Regions from separate parts of the Homo sapiens genome. Here region 1 is linked to region 2. The links are chromatin loops, found by intact Hi-C in ENCODE. Cell type or tissue: GM12878. All regions are shown on one strand. Links, peaks and the distances in the headings refer to the core of each region. The heading gives the core; the rest is flanking DNA.

Region 1 (5,383 bases), core at 137-5,136, 130 kb after region 2:
TTCTCCCAGAGCACTGGAACTATGAAAGCATTGTGCACCCCTTTTTTTTTTTTGCCTGGCTAATAGGAAGCTTTGTTTTCTTTCAATTATTGAAACTTAGAGACAATTGGTTTTTATTTTCAATAACATCTCCCTTCCTTTCTTCCTTCACTACTTGTTTTGTGTCTATTTCATGGCTTTTTTGTCATACTTATATTTAATGTTATACAGTGTATATTAATGTATACAATGTATTTAATGTTATAAATACATTGAATGTATTTAATGTTATAAATACATTCAATGTATTTAATGTTATACAATATTTCAGAATAATAGAAGAGCCAGCCACACATAAATTGGTGATTTTTAGTCCATTGGATGAGTAAATCAATGCTGTGTGCCTAAGAGCCAATAAAAGGTAAATACTTCCTGAAAGTAGGTACAGATATGAATAAATATAAATATCTTATATAAAATATCTTAAAAGTTACAGATTTTGGGTGATTTACCATGTGTCCAGCCAGCCCTATCCTAAAAACGACAGGAAATCGAAAGCGATAGTTTTGGGGAATCTAATCTTGATAGGCAAGACTGACTAACAACTATATTTATTGCCTTCCATTTATTAAGTGCCAGCCATGTTGCAGGTGCATTCTGTACATCTTATTTAATGCTCACCCCTAGAGACTCCAATAAGTCAGGTTTTCTATTAAATGGATACCCAGGTGATCCTAATGTTCAGCTAGGGTTGAGAATTTCTCATCTAAAATAAAAGGAAAAGGTACAGTTGCATGCAGATCACGTCTAATGTGCCAAGGCAAAGAGCCAAGTGAGGCCCTGGCATCTGTCCCTGGACAGGGAGAAAAGTGGCTTGCCTGAAGCTGAGGTGTGTGATGTCAGCTGTCTGAACCACCTGCAGCATGGGAACTGCAGATGGGAACATTGAACTCTAGAGAACTTATAATGGAGATAATGCCTTTGACAGTATTGAAAAACCAAACATGTCACCTGAAAAGTGATTATATTAAAGAAGTACAATGGTCTAGCCTCAATAGAACCAGCTTCCATGAAGGCTGGTGGGAGGAGCAACCACCAGGAGTACATGGGCCTGTTTTACTAGAGTAGGAAACATTTGAAATGTCAACTCTTCTCTGAAGCTTGGCCTAGCTGCTCATGCAGGCCTGCTTGAGACTTAGTGTTCATTCCTCTCTGTATCTCATGATAGAGGGCAGTTGTTTGAGTTTGCTTTCACCAGCAGACTGTAATCTTTGATTTCACCTGTCTTATCACTGGACCTTCAGAGGGAAATAGTGTCCAGCAAATAGTAGGTGCTCAATAAAGCTTTGAATGAATCAGTACGTTAGACATCTCGTTGGATGTCTTATCCTCGCAGGTCCAAAGAAACAGATCATCACCACTGTCAACAAAACTATTTTAAATAGTTTTAAACATGGCACTGGGCCTCTGTTAGAGGACAGTAAATATGACATAAAGTGACTAGCACATCATCTCCATTGTGATGAAGTTATCTATATTTTTTGATTTGTGAGGGTTTGGACTATAAATCACTGAGTTCTGAAATGAGAGCTCCATAAATAAATTGGTTCCAGCGAGTTAGTCTTACAACGTATGGTATATTTCACAGTCAAAACTATAATTCTAATGAGCAGTCTTGGTGATGAATAGACCTCCCTTGTAACTTTCTTCCTAATGTGATTAGTGGTGGTAGTTAGAGGTTGACTGTCCTGTTCTCATATTATAGGCCAAACCTTTACACCTGTCAAGACAGGTATAGATTTAGAATATTTTATTTAACAAGTTAAGCCTGAGGTGATGCTTCAGACTCTTATGATTGAGTGCTACAGAGAGAAGGGAATTTCTCTTTTCCTTCTGGAAAGCAAAATGCAGATTAGCATGTTGGTGATTACTCATTTATCCTCCACACCCTCCCTCCCCCAAAGCATCTCAGCGGTTTTCTGTTGAGTTGATTTATGACAGCAATACCAAACTGGAGGTTACAAAGTGCTATCTTTTGAGAAGATAATCTGAAGTTTGGAGAGTGAATAATCAATTCTGTCTCTTTAAGATATTGCAACTGATTTTTATTTTTAAATAGACCTTTTAAGGGACAAGTTCGGGGGAAAAAAAAGGGTTTTTGAAATTGACTGACATTGTATCAGGTCTTAACAGACTCTACTTTCCTGCCTCCCACCATGCCCCAGAGGGTTTGGTAGGCCAAATTCTCTTAGCACTTCACGCTTTAGGTAGATGGGCAGAGTGTCATTTCCAAATACACTCTCTCCACACTGTCAAGAACTTGGCTGCCAGTTTAGATTCGCCTCAAGTGTCACTTTTAAGATGTCAGCAAGAAAAGTATACCCCAATTCGAGGCATGCTTTCACTTGGCCATAGTCACTGGCAACATAAAGGACCATTAGTTGTGGGTTAAAATTGGTGGTCAAGTTGTAAATGGAGAATTGGGGGACTGGGAATCTTCATTCAGCTCACTTAATCACAGCATATGCTCTAGAAGGAGTCCCAGAGGCCCATACCTTTATCTCACAGATAAGGAGTTGGAGGCCTGGAAGGTGCCTTGAATTGGCCCACTTCCCACAGCTGGTTAAAGACAGATAAAAAGAGCAGACTGGGCCTCCTAAACTGCAAATCAATCTGTTTTCTTTTTCCTATGGCCTACATTATGAAAATAAATTAGAAAGTAACATATCACTCATTAATGGTAATGGTTTTTAGTTAAAATGCTAGAAGTACTATTTCAGTAAGCAGGTGATCTAAAGTCGTGATCTTCAAACTTTAGTATACATTAAAATCACTCAGCTTGTTGAAACAGATTGCTGGGCTCCAGTGTCAGAGTTAGTAGGTCAGGGGTAGGGCCTGTGAATTTGTACTTCTAACAGGTTTCCAAGTGATGCTGATGTGAATGCTGTTAGTCTGGGAACCACACTTTGGGAACCACTGGTTTAAAGCAAGCCCAGGCTATTTCCTGTGATTCATCATTGACCACCTGTGCACTGTCTACTAATTGAAAGCCACATGGTTACCTCCCCAGCAAAAAGTTACCAGTGAGCCTTTTTTTTTTTTTTTTTTTGCATTCTCTTGTGCATTTTCCATTGAAAGTCTATTACATTACAGCATAGGGGCAAAGAGCTCTGGCTTGAGAAGCCTATGCGTTCAACTCTGTTCTCAGATGCTGCATGATCTTGAGCAAGTCATCTCACATCTATGCTTGTTTTCTCATCTAAAGAATGGGAATATAATCATCTTACCCAGGTAATTGTGGAAAGAGTAAAACAAAGAGTTTAACAGATAATAATCACTTGATATGTCAGAGACCAGTGTGTGTATGTGGGGGGGGAATTACCCTAGCTCTTACTGGAATAATTGAATGATAATTACTTGAGTGAGGGAAGGGTTCAGAAACCAAATGGGGGTGGTGAGGGAAACCAGACGTTTAGCAACAGCATAAAGCTGCAACCACTTCTTGGGCTGGAGTAAAAAATGGGAGTAGGTAATGTTTCCAGAGCCTTCTCCTGAGAGCTAGAGCAGAGGGGGTTTGCTCAGACCTGAAAATGAGGGTCTATCTGGCAGGAGCTAGAGCCAGGGAAGAGACACCTAGAAGCCCCAGGACAAGCGCTCCAGCGAATATAGTTCTCTGTGATACCAAACAGAGCAGGGGGAAAGCAGAACATCAGTCTGGGAGCTACTGCCATACTCAAAAAATATTAGTCATTGTTGCCCTGAGAGTAATTATTTGTACGTCCCTCTCCCCTCTACTACTAGACTATGTCTTTCAGGTCTAGACCCTCACTGTGTCTACATGTAAACACCATATACATGCAAAGTGGTATTGCCTTAAGTCCACTTAGCAATCAAAACAAATGGGAAAGTTATCCTACAGTAAGACTTGTGTATCTTGACTAGGTGATACAATGTAAAATCTGCATTTGAGGTGTAACTTAGCTCCCTGTCTACAGTCCCATGTCATCCCTGCACTGTGAGTGTTCAAAATATGCAGACTGCACAACAGAGACAAAACTGGACACTTCGTTCTTAGAGGATGATTCTCAAGGTTTGGGTATGAATGCGGAGGAGGCGAGAATTGAAGGATGATGGGCATTCTAGTTTTCCTATAGCGAGAACGTGCCTTGAAGGGACATTACCTAGGTGTATTTCCTCATTTAAGATGGTGAAATTGGCCGGGCGCGGTGGCTCACGCCTGTAATCCCAGCACTTTGAGAGGCCGAGGCGAGTGGATCACGAGGTCAGGAGATCGAGACCATCCTGGCTAACACGGTGAAACCCCGTCTCTACTAAAAATACAAAAAATTAGCCGGACATGGTGGCGGGCGCCTGTAGACCCAGCTGCTCGGGAGGCTGAGGCAGGAGAATGGCGTAAACCCAGGAGGTGGAGCTTGCAGTGAGCCGAGATAGCGCCACTGCACTCCAGCCTGGGCAACAGAGTGAGACTCCGACTCCGTCTCAAAAAACAGTGAAATTATGAAAGACAGCTCATATGTATTACTTACATGTGACCACTCAATGTCCTTCTCAACTTTACAAAAATGAGATACTGTGATAACAATCAAAAGGGAGTGGGTGGGAGACAACAGAAATAGCAGCAACATTTATAAGCCAAAAGGTAGCTGTTTTAGAAAGATTTCTTAGGTGATAAGTGAAATTTCAACCCAAAACTTCAGTTTCAAAACAACCTTTATTCTGTTTGAAGATCTAATACAATGCATTAAAGCAACTTAAAACAAGACATAGCTCCATTGAATCTATAACTTGAACGAAATGTCAAGGAGGCACACTACCCCCACCCCCCACCCCAGTTGCCTTGTGAAGGCAAAGTTACAACTGACCGTGACATCCTCCCTCTCGTCAAAAGACCAACTTTATTTTAACAATGTCATATAAACAGATTTTTAAAAACATTGAACAGATTGTAGCTTTAAAAAATACACAGGTATAAATGAGTTTTTTTTTGTTTTGATTTTTTTAAATACATATATATATGTGCATATATATACATATATGTATATACATATATATATACACATATATATATATATACACACACATATATATATATATATATATATATATATATATATATATATACACACACACACACACACACACACACATATATATATATATATATATATATAGCAGCATCCTGGGCAGCTAATGCTATCTCATGGTGACAAGTTTCATGTTAAGTTGGATAGTCTTTCCAATTGACTCAATTCTATTTCCTCCCCACCCATAATACCAGTATTTTATAGAACTAGCTTTTTAAAAAATAAGAATTTGGCATTTTGGAACTTTGTCCCATGTGAGACATTGTGCTTTAAACTGCCCCTTTCTAAAAATGACCCTA
Region 2 (5,383 bases), core at 273-5,272:
TAAACACCTGTATAATGTCTCTCTACACATGCATACCTCTAAATGTGTGCCAGACTAACAGTGGTAACATCTTACAGAGTTTTACAGCTTTAAAACCAGAGGGAACTTCTATGGTCAAGTGGTCTGTGTTACATTTGACAGAATTGAGGCACAAAGAGGCTGTCCCTTGCCCAACTTCACTGTCTACCTTCATTTCCAACAAGCTTTGGGAGCCTGTGTGTCTGCTCACAGCTAGGAGGAAAGCAGAGGAAGGCCAGTTCTCCTTACTTTTTGCCTGTTGTGGCCCAGCTAACCCAATAAATGAAATTCAGGTTGCTGTGAGATGGTCAAGGTCTGGGCTTTACATCTGGCAGGGAGACAGCTCCTTTCTGAGGATGACAGCTGCAGCTTCAGCTCTACCTGGGAGCTGTCTCCCCATGGGGAAGATGTTCATAGCCAGCTGTCTCTTTTGTGTGCAGTTCCTGGGATTGTTCAAACTGGTAGAAGCTGAGAGAGCCCAAGGGAAGGGAATCTGCAGCTATAGAGCCCAACATGCCTTCTACACACACACACACACACACACACACACTTGCCCTCATTCCTTTAAAACAGAAAGAAGCCAGAACATGTGATGTGGTCAGCTGTTTGGATTCTTAGAGAGTGTTGAGTCTAAGTAATGGGGCAAGTTGTGGGGAGGGCACTTATGGTTTTGGTGGGGAGGGCAGGGACCATTCCAGCTCTAATCAGAAGGATAAAGGAAGTAAGCAGACCAGCAGACCTGGCCTCTGGCATGTGAAACAGCATCCACATGCCCCCCTCCCGATGTCCTATCAGATCTCATTAACCCTCTCCCATTCCATTATCCAGGCACTGCCTCCTTACCTGCCTTGATTATCTCGGCTAGCTGCCAGGGTTGATAAGAAATCTGTCCCAAAATGGCAGAGGGCTAACAGATTAAGGGGTTCCCTCTCAGGGACTTAGCCCTTCGGGTGGGCTGTCTCACAGTTCCCAATTCTTCCAGAGCCAAAGGAAAGCCACAGAAGCATGAAATGTCAGGAAGATTAGACAGACATTTCTGGGCCACAAGCCTGTGTGATGCTTTTCAGATCAAAACCCAGGTCGTGCCTGCTATGTTTGTAGGAAGGAGGGAGTCTGGGTGGGAAATTAGAGAAAGTACAGCACCCTCTGTCCTGAAGAACCTTTCATCCCTGAACTCAGAGGTGTAAGCTGCCCTTCTGAAACACAAATCCTTATCTACTCTCATTTTCCAAATGTTTTGTGTTTCTATATGAAAATCTTTAGATTTGCTGAACCATTGGGCCCCAAAAATATGGCCCAGGTCACTCAAACCTATATATTTTCTTCCTATGATTTTCCTCAGGGCAATTCATGTCGTCACAGGTGGCCCCACCCCCCAAAGCCTTCACCTGAAGGTATTGCAAGCCAACTTTCCAGTTATTTGTTAAAAATAAAATGATCCTTAAAGGATGTGATGGTCAGCCAAGATACTAGAGTTGTTAGCTTTCATCGGACAAAAGGACTTTCAGTGTCAGCTCTGCTTATTTCATTTAGCTTGGATGGCGACCTACATCTCTCAGCATGAAAGGCCCAAAGCGATGTTTCAGGAAGAATAATCCAAAGAACTACGGGTATCAAACTCCCTGGGAACTTGTTAGCATACCAATCCTGGGCTGAGAATATGATTTTAAGGGGATTGATGCTTTAGAATTTCTGGACTAAAGGTTGCTGTTTCTCTTGAAGTGGCAACTCCATTTGAGTGGCAGGTTATCCTGTCTGTCATTACCTGGAGAATTATACAGAAATCTTCTGCATAGCAAGAAGTCCCACCACACTCAGGGCATTGGGGAAATAGGGTGGTGGCAAGCCTATGTTCAGTTAGGGGGATCCCTGCCCTGTGCTGCCGGAGGAAGTGCCCTGTGCTGCAATGAGGAAGTTCACTGCTGTCTTTCTCAGGAACTCAGACCAACATGAAAATAGGACTCCTGAACTTAGAGCCTATGTTTTGTCCACAAGATTATCCAATCTGCAACAAGCACCAGAACTTGTCTGAGATCCTGAAATCCAGAGAGCCTAGCCAGCTGGGCATATACCAAGCTCTAGCATAGGAGAGAGGCCAGCTACTCAGCCAGGGCACATGGCCCTGGGGCAGCCTGGCCCTGGACAGGTGGAGCCAACCTCTCCAAGAACTTTCCAACACTCCACCATTCTCTGTTTACCCCAGAGGCATATTAGGCTGACTGAGACATCCTTGAGAACACAGGGAAGCTTCAACTACCTATGACTGAAATCATGATCATCATCATCATCTAGTTCTAAACAAAATCATCCTAGGAGGCAGCATGCCCTTGTACAAATTTCAAATCTGATACAAATAGCTGTGTGGCGTTAGGCAGATTCCCTCTCTGTACTTACGGTTCCTCATCTATAAAACAGAGTTAATAAAAGAACCCTAATCCCAGCACTTTGGGAGGCTGAGGCGGGCAAATCACGAGGTCAAGAGATTGAGACCATCCTGGCCAACGTGGTGAAACTCTATCTCTACTGAAAATACAAAAATTAGCTGGGCATGCTGGTGCGCACCTGAAGTTCCCAGCTACTCGGGAGGCTGAGGTAGGAGAATCGCTCAAACCCAGGAGGCGGAGGTTGCAGTGAGCCGAGATCGTGCCACTGCACTCCAGCCTGGTGACAGAGTGAGACTCTGTCTCAAAAAAAAAAGAATCCGTCTCTTAGGTTCGTTGTAAGAATTAAATGAGACAATGTGTACCAAATTCTTAACAGAGTCTGGAATATAATAAGTGTTCTGTAGACAGGGCCACAGCTAGCATGCAGGGTGTCTTTGTGGTAATTGGAAAAGGGTGTGCTCATTTGGGTAGACACATTAGAAAAAGATGTCCCTTCCTCTGGGCTGGCTCAGGCTGGTGCCTGACTTGGGAAGCAGAGTTCCTCCCTCGGCTGGCCACCCTTTGGCTGGTCACAACCCACAAAACTGAAGGTGGAGGCCCTGTCCGTACATGTTTGCTATGGTAAGTACCAACAGTTCTTGCAGACGGACAACTGTGTGCGCTCTCACTGTGGAGGCCCCCTTGGAGGAGGTAGCTGACTCTCACTTCTCAGAACCACAGTGCTAGGCTCAGCAGAGTCTCATCTTGATAAACTTCTGTGAGAACAAAGGCATGGGGACACACTGAATTTTCCTTTTCTGAGCTTGAAACCAGCTGATCATGCTTCCTGTTTCTCTAAGGGCTTCCCTGACATAGACGACTTGCTTCTTTCAAATTTGGTCATCGCCCTCTTGCCTTCCTGTGTGAGTCAGCGTGGCTGCCCTTGTGCACGCCAGGCTCCTGTCTGTGCTCCGGGGCCTGTTTCCTGGCCTCCCCAGGTAATTCCCCTCGGCCAAGGGTGAGCGTCCCCGCCCACGTCCCCTCTGCCTGGAGACGTGCGTGCGCTGGGGACATGAGTCACAGCAGCCCGCCCGTCCTCTGCATCTGAAACTATTATTGGAATGCCTCTGCGCACAGCACATGCCTGCTTCCCAGATTTCACAGGCCCCTGCTCAGGGATCTGCAAACCACATTGCTCAGCCCGAGATTCCACGCGGGTGATCACGAGGTGGTTTGCTCTAAGCTGGAACTTTTCTAAGAAAGTAGGTTTCTTTAAGCCAGGCATTCTGCATTCTTCAAAAAGCGTCAACCACATGTCTCCAGCGAGCGCCTAGCAATGTGCCTGCCTTAATGGGTAATGCAAAATAAATCGTTCTGGAGCTCTGAGAAGGACACAGTAAAAAGAAGAGCAAAAATGAGCATCTCAAATAAGAGATGTGGCAGGACAGATCCTTATGGGCCTGGAGAGTTAAACCCACAAAAAGAAAGGGAAGAAAGAGGCAGAAGATCGGGAGGAGGACCATGAGAAAGAACCAACAGAGGCAAACAACTTGAACAAAGATGCAGAGGGAGAATGTGTCGGACTTGTTTACAGGAACCTAAACACGGAACCAAATTTGAATTTTGAAGATCCTTCTCTTTTTCTCTTGCTAGGATGATTAATAGCCTCTAGTGTGAGAGAATTTGTTGTTGTGAGGTGATAAAACTGCTTTGAATGCTATAAGGTATACAACTCTTGTCTCCCTTTTACAGATGAGGAAACTGAGGCACAAAAAGGTGAAGTCCTGAGCTCACAGTCATGCAACCAGCAGGTGGTGAAACACACCTCCAAGCTGCCTGCCTCCTAAGCATCAAGCTTTGTGGCCCAGGGTGAGAACAGATTTTTGTTTTTCCAGGTGGATATTTGAAAGGGAGGAGCTAAGGTTAGTTCACTGATCCTTCTTCCTTCTCTGAACTCCTGATGCAGATTTCCCTTCTTCCATGCTAGATCTTGGTGTATGTCCAGGTGACTAGGATCTCAGGATCTCAGGCAAGTTCTGGTGCTTGCTGCAGGTTGGATAATCTTGTGGACAAAACAGGCTCTAAGTTCAGGAGTCTTATTTTTATGTTGGTCTGAGTTCCTGAGAGAGACAGCAATTAATTTCCTCATTTTCCCTATTTGACATGGACACGAGAACATGAGACTAACAAAGAAACAACCTTTTGCTAGACCATTTTCAGATCCTATGAAAGAAAATGATAAAGAGAAAAGTAGCTCCTGGGGCAAAGTGGAAGCAGATCCTGGAAGAAGTTGCAGGTGGGCTTATGTCAGAGGCGCCCTAGCAGTAGGTGTGCGAAAAGAGAGCAAGGGAAAGATGGGAAGTCCCTCCTCAAGCAGCAAACGCATGTGGCATCCCAGCATGGCTGGAAGCCACCTCTATCACTTCCTTCCGCCAGTGACAATGAAACGGAAAGGGAGCTTGTGACTCACTTCACCTGGCAAGGTGGTGCTGGAACAGGACACTTCCGTGAATCAAGGCTGATTGATCTTATTCTATTTCTAGACACATATCTTACCCAGAGTGCCTCTCCTTCTGAAAGAGTGGCCACCTCATAAAAGTGAAGAGAACACTGTCAGTGGGAATGTAAAACGGTGCAGCCACTGTGGAAAAACTTATGGCATTTCTCAAAAAATTGAAAAGAGAATTACCATATGACCCAGCATTTTCACTTATAGGTATAATATATACCCCAAAGAGTAGAAAGCAGGACTCCAACTGATGTTTGTACACCATGTTGATAGAGCATTATTCACAGTAGCCAAAAAAATGGAAGCAACTCCAGTGTCCATTGATAGATGAGTAAATAAACAAAATGTGAAATACACATGCAATGGAATATTATCCAGCCTTAAAAACGAAGGACAGTCTGACATATGCTTTGACATAGATGAACCTTGAGGACATCATACTAAGTGAAATAGGCCAGTCACAAAAAGACAAACACTGTATGATTCCACTTAC

What was found. A loop is a pair of places that touch in the nucleus more often than their neighbours do. Peaks named below come from ENCODE experiments on the same cell type or tissue, not always from the same donor. Only the 100,000 strongest peaks of a DNase experiment are listed, where the experiment ranks them.
Region 1: it touches region 2 in a loop (5-fold over the local background); 2 of 110 quality-filtered maps call a loop at or near these places.

What each region holds. Positions count from the first base shown.
Region 1 is chr5:68,301,131-68,306,513 of GRCh38, reverse strand. PIK3R1 (phosphoinositide-3-kinase regulatory subunit 1) reads right to left here. Exons shown (of 16, transcript NM_181523.3): 16 at 4,693-5,383. Among named protein-coding and RNA genes, the nearest start is that of PIK3R1, 88 kb to the right of the region's middle. In GM12878, for the core only: no CTCF peak of the experiment used is centred there; a DNase peak (open chromatin) is centred at 2,947; H3K27ac peaks cover 424 bases.
Region 2 is chr5:68,432,336-68,437,718 of GRCh38, reverse strand. LOC105379013 (a long non-coding RNA gene) reads left to right here. Exons shown (of 5, transcript XR_007058804.1): 4 at 4,134-4,250. Among named protein-coding and RNA genes, the nearest start is that of PIK3R1, 220 kb to the right of the region's middle. RefSeq lists enhancers at 2,758-2,817, 3,203-3,497, 3,188-3,527, 2,806-4,005. In GM12878, for the core only: no CTCF peak of the experiment used is centred there; DNase peaks (open chromatin) are centred at 1,861 and 3,248; H3K27ac peaks cover 2,878 bases.